Regions from separate parts of the Homo sapiens genome. Here region 2 is linked to region 1. The links are chromatin loops, found by intact Hi-C in ENCODE. Cell type or tissue: heart right ventricle. All regions are shown on one strand. Region 1 holds the start of LOC124901045 (a long non-coding RNA gene). Region 2 overlaps MCC (MCC regulator of Wnt signaling pathway).

Region 1 (5,000 bases):
GACAGGGAATAGAAACACCAAAGATCTAATGTGAGGAATACAAACGAATTGTATTTGAATCTATGGATACTGCTCTGTGGATATTAGAAAAATGGTAAATACTAAAGTTATTGCCCATGTTAAATTGAACTGAGATTTAGGGTCCACAAGGTATGAACCACACACTCTCTTGCCTTACAAATTATCTTTACACATATTCTAATTTAAAATATGTACAAGCCGAGGCAGGCGGATCTCTTTAGGCCAGGAGTTTGAGACCAGCCTGGCCAACATAGCGAAACCTCTTCTCTACTAAAAATATAAAAAAATTAGCTGGGCGTAGTGGCACATGCCTGTAATTCCAGCTACTCGGGAGACTGAGGTAAGAGAATCGCTTGAACCCGGGAGGCAGAGGTTGCAGTGAGCCGAGATTGCACCACTGCACTCCAGCATGGGTGACAGAGTGAGACTCTGTCTCCAAAAAATAAATAAATAAAAATTTAAAAAATTAGTGCAGAAAGTAAAAATAACTACCATTCAACCTGCAGGATAACTAACATTGATTGGAAAGAGGTACAACTAAATCATGGTACCTAAAACTGGCTCGAAAGCAAGCAAAAAATGAATGAGCAGACACCGATGAGAAGAAAAGAACATCTGGTAAAGGATATAGCTGAGGAAGGAACTTATTTCCTTAGGAACAATATTATGTCATATACTGCTCAAATAGTTTTCCAGCCAATGCAGGGACTACAAAGCACTCTCAACTCTTTCATTTGCCTACAAGCTTTATAGGGATTACTTAGGGAGTGGATACAACTAGGCAAAAAAAATGGGTAATTTTATGTGGCACCTGAGTGTCACATTCTCTGCTCACCCAATGTGCTCAAGGACGTGCCAATAGGACTAAAGTCAATTCACATCTCTTCCTTCACTCAGGGTTCTAGCCCCCCCTTCTCCTAAGTCTGCGATTCATTTAAACAAAGGTTACTGGACAGCACTCTGCTGCATAGAAACATCGTGAAGGGCCTGGCAAAGAGTCTCTGCAAAAGAAATGCCTTCAGTTTTGGGGTTTTCAATGACCTTAGAAGATCACCAAAGGCTTCTCCTGAAACAGGGTTAGTGATGGAGCAGGGCCCTGGGTTCTAGTTCAGATTTGAGACCGTTAATTATAAAATTGGCAAAAGTCACTTAAATCCTCATGCCTCCTCCCTCACCTCCCATTTTTAAGTTCTCACTCTCAGCATTTCTTGAGTCTTCTACATCACAGGGGCAACAGCCGTTAAGGATTAGCAAATGCTCTACTTCATTCAGCCAGCACCTCAAAATGCTATTTCAAACCGGAGCAGGAACAGCACAGCAGCAGCATGACACTTAAGAGCACCAGGCAGGGCCCAATAGCATTCACCAGCCCGACGGCAGACCTCCTAGGTTTCCCCCAACCCCATTTAATCCCCCCTCTTTCCCATCACCAGGTGTTCCCTCACACACACACACCCCCGCAGGGGCTCCATCCCTGCATTTTTCCCTTCACCATTGGTAGTCTGACATCACCATTATCTGCCTTCCGGCTGCTTTTACACTGTTTTCCTTTTCTTCCTCTTTCCTCTCTTCAGCCATACTCAAGAAACACGGACTACTTATGCTACTTTTGCCCCCATAAATGGCTCAGTGATGGAACCAAGAGGGAAACCCACAGACACCAAGCCTCTAGCTGTAGACACTAAGCACACAGACTTCCTCTTCTTTTCAGCACCCAGTTCTACGGGCTTCTCATCACTTTTCAGGTATTCAAAGCTTTGAGGGATGTGCCCGAAGCATCCCTAAAATCATGAAAAAAGATGGCTTTGGGCATCTTACCGCTCACACATTTGCATAGTGTTTGATGTAGCTTTAATTTCAAAGCTGGTCTCAAACACTCAAGTGGATAGGTTACAGTGGGAGCCCAGGAATTGCAAATGCGCTTGCCTCAAAGACTCAGGAGTCCAGATCCGGGCAGGAAATAAAGTTCTAAAGCGGCTTTGAAGTGCTTTCTCCCCAGACCCCTCCCCAGCGCGGGTCATTCATCTCAGCCTAGGGAAGAGACCACCTTGCCTGAACGTAGCCAAACGCATCGCACGTGGGAGCCAAGTGGGAGATGAAATAATCCAATGCGTCCCCCTCACCACCACCACCCCCACCAAATTAGTTACCGTCGGCTTAAACTCATCGGGAATGTCCGTGTATTTTACCGATCAGGGAAATAAAAGGGTGTATATAAATTAGTGGAAGCGGGTGGGAAGGAACAAGGGATGCAGACTGTCGTGAGTAAAACGCCTCGCGGCTTGGTGAGAGGTTGTTTCTTTTTTAAGCCACTCATTTCAGACTGAAATATCAAGCCAGTTCAGGTCATTTCCTGAGTAGCACTACAAGTTAAAACAAGATCCAGAAAATCTACTAATCTTCAATTGCGCTGCCTCCAGACTGGGAGCACAGGGGGATAGGGTGTAGGGCTGTGGGGAGGTCGAGGGGAGGGGGATTTGTGGAAAAGCAAACGCCCGAGAAACCCTAGCTCCCGACCTCAGCTGTTTCTTACCTCACTCAGCTCGGCCGAGGAGTCGTTTCCATATTTCATGGCAACTCCGGAATTCATGATGCACTTTTCAGAGCTGGGCTCTCAGTCCCCCAGGTCTCGGAGCTTAAGAGTTGGACTTCACAGGCTCAATATCCACTGCTTGGTCCCTTCTGCCACATTTTAGTCTAGACAGCCATTTTCACCCAGGACAGTTGCGAAGCGCAAACGGAGGATGCAGGCACTCTTAAAAAGAGCAGCCGTGGCTCGCGTTTCACGGACGAGCCATTGCTGCAGGAGGCTCGGTGGCGCGGCGCGCTCGCAGCTGCGGCAGCGGCGGAGCCCGCGCGGGGACCCTCCCGCGCGCACCCAGCGCCCCGTTCCGGGGCAGTGCCACCCTGGGCGCCGCCTCGCCACTCCTACGGTGCCTCGCCGCCCCCCATTACCAGGATGGAGGGCACTTCCCAGCACGAGCCGACACCCTAGAGGGCACCGGCGAGCTCCCGAAAAAACTAGGGCGGTGGGGCGAGGAAGATCCGCGCCTCGGATTCCAGAGAAGGAAAGAAAGCTAGAGGGAGCCGGAGCGGAGCTGCACTTCACGCCGAAGTTTCCCCTTCGAATCGTCTGGAGTTGTAAGTGGTTTCTGATTGAACACAGCTGTCTAGCTGCTGGCCACGGGGTGCGCGGAGGAGGCGGGGCTAGAGGGAGAAAAGGGTGGGGGCGAGTAGCCTGGAGGCCGAGCAGAGGAGACCGTGCTGGGAGAGCAGAGCAGGCATCCTTCCAGTTCTCTGCAATAGTAATTAAGGACCCGAGTCCAGGAGGGGGAGTAGAAACAGGAAAAGCCACCTGAATAATCGTGCAGGAAATTAAAAAAAAAAAAAGAAAAGAAAAAGAAAAAAAACTTCCCTCATAGGAGCCGCTTTCCATGATTTAATAAGGTCAAGACAAACCTAAACACTGTACATCAGACAGCACGGTGCACTTCTCACGGAACATTAAGATTTTACAAGGGTGCAGGGCAGTCATTTTCCCTAATCAGTCTAAAGTCAACGCTACGGGTGTAAATTCAATGTCAAACTCCCTCTGTCTGTCACTGGGGCAGAGTACATTTTCTGCATGTCCATAATGAAGATAGAGGCCCCATCCCTTGAAAGATGTCGATAGGCTCCCCAACCCCCATCCCTTGAAAGATGTCAGATAGGCTCCTCAACCCCCATCCCTTGAAAGATGTCAGATAGGCTCCCCAACCCCCAGACCTTCCTTAATTGAGCGGAGGTAGAGTTGTATTTATGGAGTGTGGAGTATGATTCAGAAAAGATTCAAGGGGCTGTTATACCCAGTACACCCCTGGGATCTGAGCTCCCCTTCAACTTTGAGTTCCCGAGGTAAAACATCCTGTGTCTATTGGGAGAGAGATGAGATGGGGGAAGAGGGGAACTAGGATTTTTCTCTCCACAAACTTAAAGTTCCAATGAATTTGAGATGCACAGAAAAATGTTCTGATGCTTCAAAACAGTAGGTCTGCGAGATTGCTTAAGAGACCTCATCAGTCTCTTTCTACACAATGGGGACAAAATGTCTCCATCCCCAATAACAGAACTTGGCATATCCTGAAGCCTTCTGTGAAAAAGCCATTGTATTGTCAACTTCCATGGTCTTTTTAAAAAATCATGTTTATTTTGCTCTTTAAGAAGGGGCAGAGTGCAACTATTTGCATATAACGTTTTACCCATCCCCCTTCTTGTTGAGTTCATTCATTGCCTGATGGAGGTGCTGCTGGGATTAGGAAGAGTTTGCTGCTCTTTCTAGAGCACTGGGTCCCAAGTCCTTGGGCACTGCCAAACTAGAGCACATTCTGCATGGGGAGGAGATGGGAAGCTACATTATTTAATTTATCTTTTCATTGAAATCTGTTGAAAACTGCATGTTTGAAGCTGGAAATGGTGGTATATACATAACTATGAAGAAGATTCAAGCACTGCCCCTGCCCTGAAGGTGTTTATAGACTTGTAAAACATGAACAGAAATGACAATTCTAGATAGAAAATGATACTTGCCATAAACACAGTACAAATGAGGAGCGACTGCAGTTCAGAGGAGGGAAATACGATTTTGGCTGGACAGGGTCTGGAGAGAAGATTCTGTGAAGGAATCTTAGAAGAGGCAGCATGTGAGTTGACCTGTGAAGAATGGCTGAGCCCAGCAGAGATGGGAAGTAAGGGGAAAGCGTTCCAGGCCACTGTGAGAGAAAGTATGGATGGAGACTGGAATGTGCAGAGCGGGCATGGGGATCACAGGCATTCCATTCTGGAGCATAAGCTGGGTGAGAAAGGGGGGTTGGTGTCAGACAGTGAACAGTTTTAAGTGCCATGTTAAAAAAATGGGCCTTCTCAATAGGCAATGGAGAGCCACTAAAGGTTTTTTAGCATAGAAATAATGGAGATCAGAGCTGTGCTTTTAGATATTCCAG
Region 2 (5,000 bases), 250 kb before region 1:
AGGTGTTGGCTACCAGAACAGGAGGGGACCAAATGCTTGGGTCAGATACGCAGACTAGAGGGCTGTTATTAGCCAGGAGACACAGAAAGCCCAGGAGACAGCTTCTGATATGACCCAGCTGACAGCACTTTGAAGGACCTGGCTACATTTTCTGGGTGGCAGACTGTAATAAGTAGAAGCAGGACTCTCAAATGGGATGGCCGGGTGCAGTGGCTCATGCCTGTAATCAGAGCACACTGTGAGGCCAAGGCGGTTGGATCACATGAGGTCAGGAGTTCAAGACCAGCCTGGCCAACATGGTGAAATCCCATCTCTACTAAAAATACAAAAAATTAGCCAGGTGTGGTGGCGTGTGCCTGTAGTGCCAGCTAACTTGGGAGGCTGAGGCAGGAGAATTGTTTGAACCTGGGAGACCGAGATTGCAGTGAGCCGAGATCGCACCACTGCACTCCAGCCTGGGCGACAGAGCGAGACTCTGTCTCAAAAAACAAAAACAAAACCTCTCGAACAGGTGACCTAGGAATTTAAAATACAAGAATGAACACACAAACAAGAACCGCTGAATATTTAAAGAAAGCAAACACCAAGAAAGAGTCACAAAACTCAACTATGAAAAGAATTACATGTGAAGAAACAGAATTAATACAGCAGACAAAAAAGATGAAGGAATTTAAGGGCCGGGCAGGGCACTGCATGCCTGTAATCCCAACATTTTGGGAGGCCAAGATGGGAAGATCACTTGAGCCCAGGAGTTTGAGACCAGCCTGGGCAACGTAGGGAGACCCTGTCTCAAAAAAAAAAAAAAAAAAAATTAGCCAGGTGTGGGGGCATGCACCTGTGGTCCTAGCTACTTGGGAGGCTGGGGTGGGAGGATCACTTGAGCCCAGGAGATTGAGGCTGCAGTGAGCTGTGATTGTGTCACTGCACTCCAGCCTGGGCAACAGAATGAGACCCTCTCTCAAAAAAAAAAAAAAAAAAAAAAAAATTTAAGCATTATAAAAATCCTCAAAGAGATGCATATCACTAAAAAAGAGATGACAGATTTAATCACCAAAATAACTCAACATATAGGTCAAACATCACAATGAACCTAACTAAAGAATAAATTAGTGAGCTGGAAAATTTAGCCAAAAAATCTGTCTCTCCAGAACTGCAACTATCTGATAGGGCAGCCACAACCATATGTGGCTCTTGAGAACTTGAAATGTCTGAATTTGAGATATGCTGAGGTGTAAAATACATACCAGGTTTTGAAAACTTGGTTAAAAAAAAATTTCATTAATAGTTTGAGAAAATATTGACTATATGTTAAAATAATGTAGACATATTATGTTAAATAAAATGTTATTAAAGGGAATTTCAGCTGTCTTTGTTCTTTTTAATGTGGCTACTAGAAAATTTACAAGTACATATGTGGTTCACATTACATTTCTGCTGGACAATGCTGCTGTAGCACCCGGGGAAAAAGCAGTGATGGAAAGAAGGTATGAAAAGTGGAGATACGGAAGACAGAGCTAGATGAATCAGCATCTGTTTCTCCTTGCAGGAGGAGATAAAGAACTGGGGGGCGGTGAGGGGAAAGAAACACTGAAATAATAGAGGAAAATTTCCCAGAACTAAATAAATACACAAAGCTTTTTCACACTACCAACGCTGAAGGAAAGTATTCCTGCTGAAGTTGGAAACAAGGTAAGAGTGCCTGTTTTCACCTCACTAGTTAACACTGTCCCGGAAGTTTCTAGCCAATGCAACAACATAACAGAAAAGGAAAGGAAGAGGAATTTTCCTATTCACTGATGAATCAATGACTGCCTAAGTGCTGTCTCTTAAGTGCTCTCTCTTCTCACTGTTTTGAAAGGCCTGGCACCAACAGGCCTTCTCCATTTCTGGCTTCCAAGACATGGGTAAAGTGGAACACATCAGCACCTTCTCCTTTTGGGAGCAGCAAAGAGAACTCAGAACAAAGTCTCCATGCCCAGGATAAACACCAGCTGGGGTGGGGAAAGGGTGCTTACCGACGAATGGCGTTGGTGAACTCCGCAGCCAGCTCATTCTCGCTGCACGTTGTCCTGAGTTCGGCTAGGGACAGAGCTGGGGAGGCAGCATCAGCACACTCCTGACAACAGCAAACACATTCCAGTTAGGCCTGAATCCAAGCCGGCAGCACCCTGGAAGCCTGCAGCAGAGCGCGGTAGGTGGCTCGTGCAGTGATGGCAGCAGTGTGGGCACCGGGTGGCGCCCTCAGGTCATGCCAAAGGGGAAAGCCTGGCAGCAAGCCAAAGAGGCCCCTCTGCTCCCAGACCGCTGGCTCCTTTTGCAGACTGGCCAGTGCGGTGGGGATGACACCCAGTATGCTCTGAGCAGCCGCTGATGCCAGGCACTGGTCTAAGCATGCCATATGCATTCAATCATTTAATCTCCACAAATACTCTCTGAGGCAGGAACTATCATTATCTCCATTTTACCAAGGAGGGAATGAAGGCACAGAGAAGTTATGCGGCCCAGTCACCAGCTAGGAAATGGGGGAACCAGGATTCAAACCCAAGCTGTGTGGCCACAGATCAATCTCTTGACCGCTAGGTAAAGCCTCTTGTAATCATACAAGACAAGTGAGAAATACCTGTGAATATCCTTGGTGCCCCATCCCACGTCTCCTTGGGAGAAAAGCAAACTCCTTTAGATTTAGGAGCCTTGCTGGGTTCAGTGTAATCATCAAGAAAACCCAGCAGAGGAGGAGGAAAACAGAAGTGCAGCCCACCCCATGGCTTAGCATTAGACAGGGACCTTGACATCATCTAAAGCAAATCATCCCACCCTGCAGATGAGGAAACTTAAGAGCCAGTGCTCCAAATCCTATAGTTAAGACTATTCAAAGCAGTGACCATGCCTGAGTGCTCTACATTCCATGCACAGAGAGGACAGCAGCCACACTACATAGTACCATGGCTGGGGGAAGGCATTCATCGGATGATCTCTCAACGGACATGAGTGCTACCAAGCTGCAGACCTGAGAATAAAAAGCTTGTGATCTGTTGCAGGAGATGGAATGTAAACAGATATTTTTTTGTTTGTTTTTTGAGATGGAGTTTTGCTCTCGTTGCCCAGGCTGGAGTGCAATGGCGTGATCTTGGCTCACTACAACTTCTGCCTCCTGGGTTCAAGCGATTCTCCCACCTCAGCCTCCCGAGTAGCTGGGATTACAGGCATGTGCCACCACGTCTGGCTAATTTTGTATTTTTAGTAGAGACGGGGTTTCTCCATGTTGGTCAGGCTGGTCTCAAACTCCTGACCTCAGGTAATCCACCCACCTTGGCCTCCCAAAGTGCTGGGATCACAGGCGTGAGCCACCGCACCTGGCCATAAACAGAAAATTTTATAAGATATGAGCTACAGAGAGGCACGAATTCAGTGCTGCAAGTCCAGGCATGTGGTCTCCCGAGGCAGTTCCTTGGCAGTGGCACTGCCAACACTTGAGTGCTCTTCCCTCTGCCATGCCCTCCACCTGGGCCGCCTTCCACCTCCTCTCCACCTACCTGCGCTCAGAGATCCAAGTCCCCTGTCCACCCTTGGAATCTGTTGAGATTCCCACAATACCCTCACTTTTTGTATATCCATTCCCATTTGATGTTAACATTTCGTGAGACTCCTTAAAGACAGGGACTGCTCTGTCTCATTCACGGTGCCTCTCACTGAATATACTTGGCAGTATCTGGTGCACACAGACGAGAATTTCAAAACCTAACGCAACTTGGATAAGATTTGGAATCCAGCTGTGCTAGTTGGAGGGAAGCTTTTTAAAGAAGCATAAGCACCCACCCAGTGGAGCAAGAAAAAAGGTTCAAGACTCAAATGTGGCCCGCCAGCTGCTTTTTATGACCCACAGGATAAGAATGGTTTTCCTATTTTTAAAATCATTTTAAAAAGTCAAAAGAAGAGTATTCTGTGACAGGTAGAAATTATATGAAATTTAAATGTCAGCATCCATACATAAAGTATTACTAGAGGCCAGGCACAGTGGCTCACGCCTGTAATCTCAGCACTTTGGGAGGCCAAGGCAGGTAGATCACTTGATGTCAGGAGTTTGAGACCAGCCTGACCAACATGGTGAAAACTCATCTCTACTAAAAATACAAAATTAACCAGGCATGGTGGCGCACACCTGTAGTCCCAGATAATTGGGAGGCTGAGGCAGGAGAATCACTTGAACCTGGTAGGTGGAGGCTGCTGTGAGCTGAGATCGCACCACTGCACTCCAGCCTGGGCAACAAGAGTGAAACTCCATCTCAAAAAAAAAAAAAAAAATTAAATAAAGTGCTACTAGAACACAGCCATGGCCACTGGTCTCCCTGTTGCCTCTGCTTTTGCGCTAGCATTGGACAATAGCAAAGCTGAGTGGCTGCAGCTGCACCCAAATGACCCACAAGCTCTACAACATTCACTGTGTGACCCTTCACAGAAAAGTGCTGACCCCTTCTCTAGATGCTCGCCTCATCCAGCAACAGCTAAGACCAGATGAATAGCCCAGATGGGAGATTTTATTCCAACAGTAAATGGATCTAGTATTTGAAAGGCAAGATAATCAGCTTATTTCATTACCTGAAAAACACAACATACTCTTATAAAGGTTCTTACTGTAGTGTTAAAAAAAAATCATCTGGCCTTTTCCATAGGATAAATTTTCTTACTTTTTTTTTTTGAGACAGAGTCTGACTCTGTCGCCCAGGCTGTGGTGCGGCTGCACGACCTTGGGTCACTGCAACTTCCGCCTCCCAGGTTCAAGCAGTTCTTGTGCCGCAGCCTCCCGAGTAGCTGGGATTACAGGCGCCACCACCATGCCCGGCTAATTTTTGTATTTTTAGTAGAGATGGGGTTTCACCATGTTGGTGATGCTGGTCTTGAACTCCTGACCTCAAGTGATCCACCCGCCTCGGGTTCCCAAAGTACTGGGATTATAGGTATCAGCCACCACGTCCAGCCAAATTTCCTTACTTTGAAGCCAC

What was found. Peaks named below come from ENCODE experiments on the same cell type or tissue, not always from the same donor. Only the 100,000 strongest peaks of a DNase experiment are listed, where the experiment ranks them.
Region 2: a loop joins it to region 1, with 2.1 times the contacts of the local background. A loop is called at or near these places in 9 of 110 quality-filtered maps.

What each region holds. Positions count from the first base shown.
Region 1 is chr5:113,291,775-113,296,774 of GRCh38, forward strand. All of the region lies in intron 3 of MCC (MCC regulator of Wnt signaling pathway), which reads right to left. It overlaps LOC124901045 (a long non-coding RNA gene), which reads left to right and starts at 3,086. Exons shown (of 3, transcript XR_007058904.1): 1 at 3,086-3,162. RefSeq lists a silencer at 2,863-2,922. In heart right ventricle, CTCF peaks have their summits at 3,088 and 3,646; DNase peaks (open chromatin) are centred at 2,046, 2,777 and 3,217; H3K4me3 peaks cover 3,856 bases; H3K27ac peaks cover 3,463 bases.
Region 2 is chr5:113,041,515-113,046,514 of GRCh38, forward strand. MCC (MCC regulator of Wnt signaling pathway) reads right to left here. Exons shown (of 19, transcript NM_001085377.2): 17 at 2,016-2,116. Among named protein-coding and RNA genes, the nearest start is that of DCP2, 67 kb to the left of the region's middle. RefSeq lists an enhancer at 2,192-2,730. In heart right ventricle, a CTCF peak has its summit at 2,229 (motif pointing right); a DNase peak (open chromatin) is centred at 2,117; H3K27ac peaks cover 1,338 bases.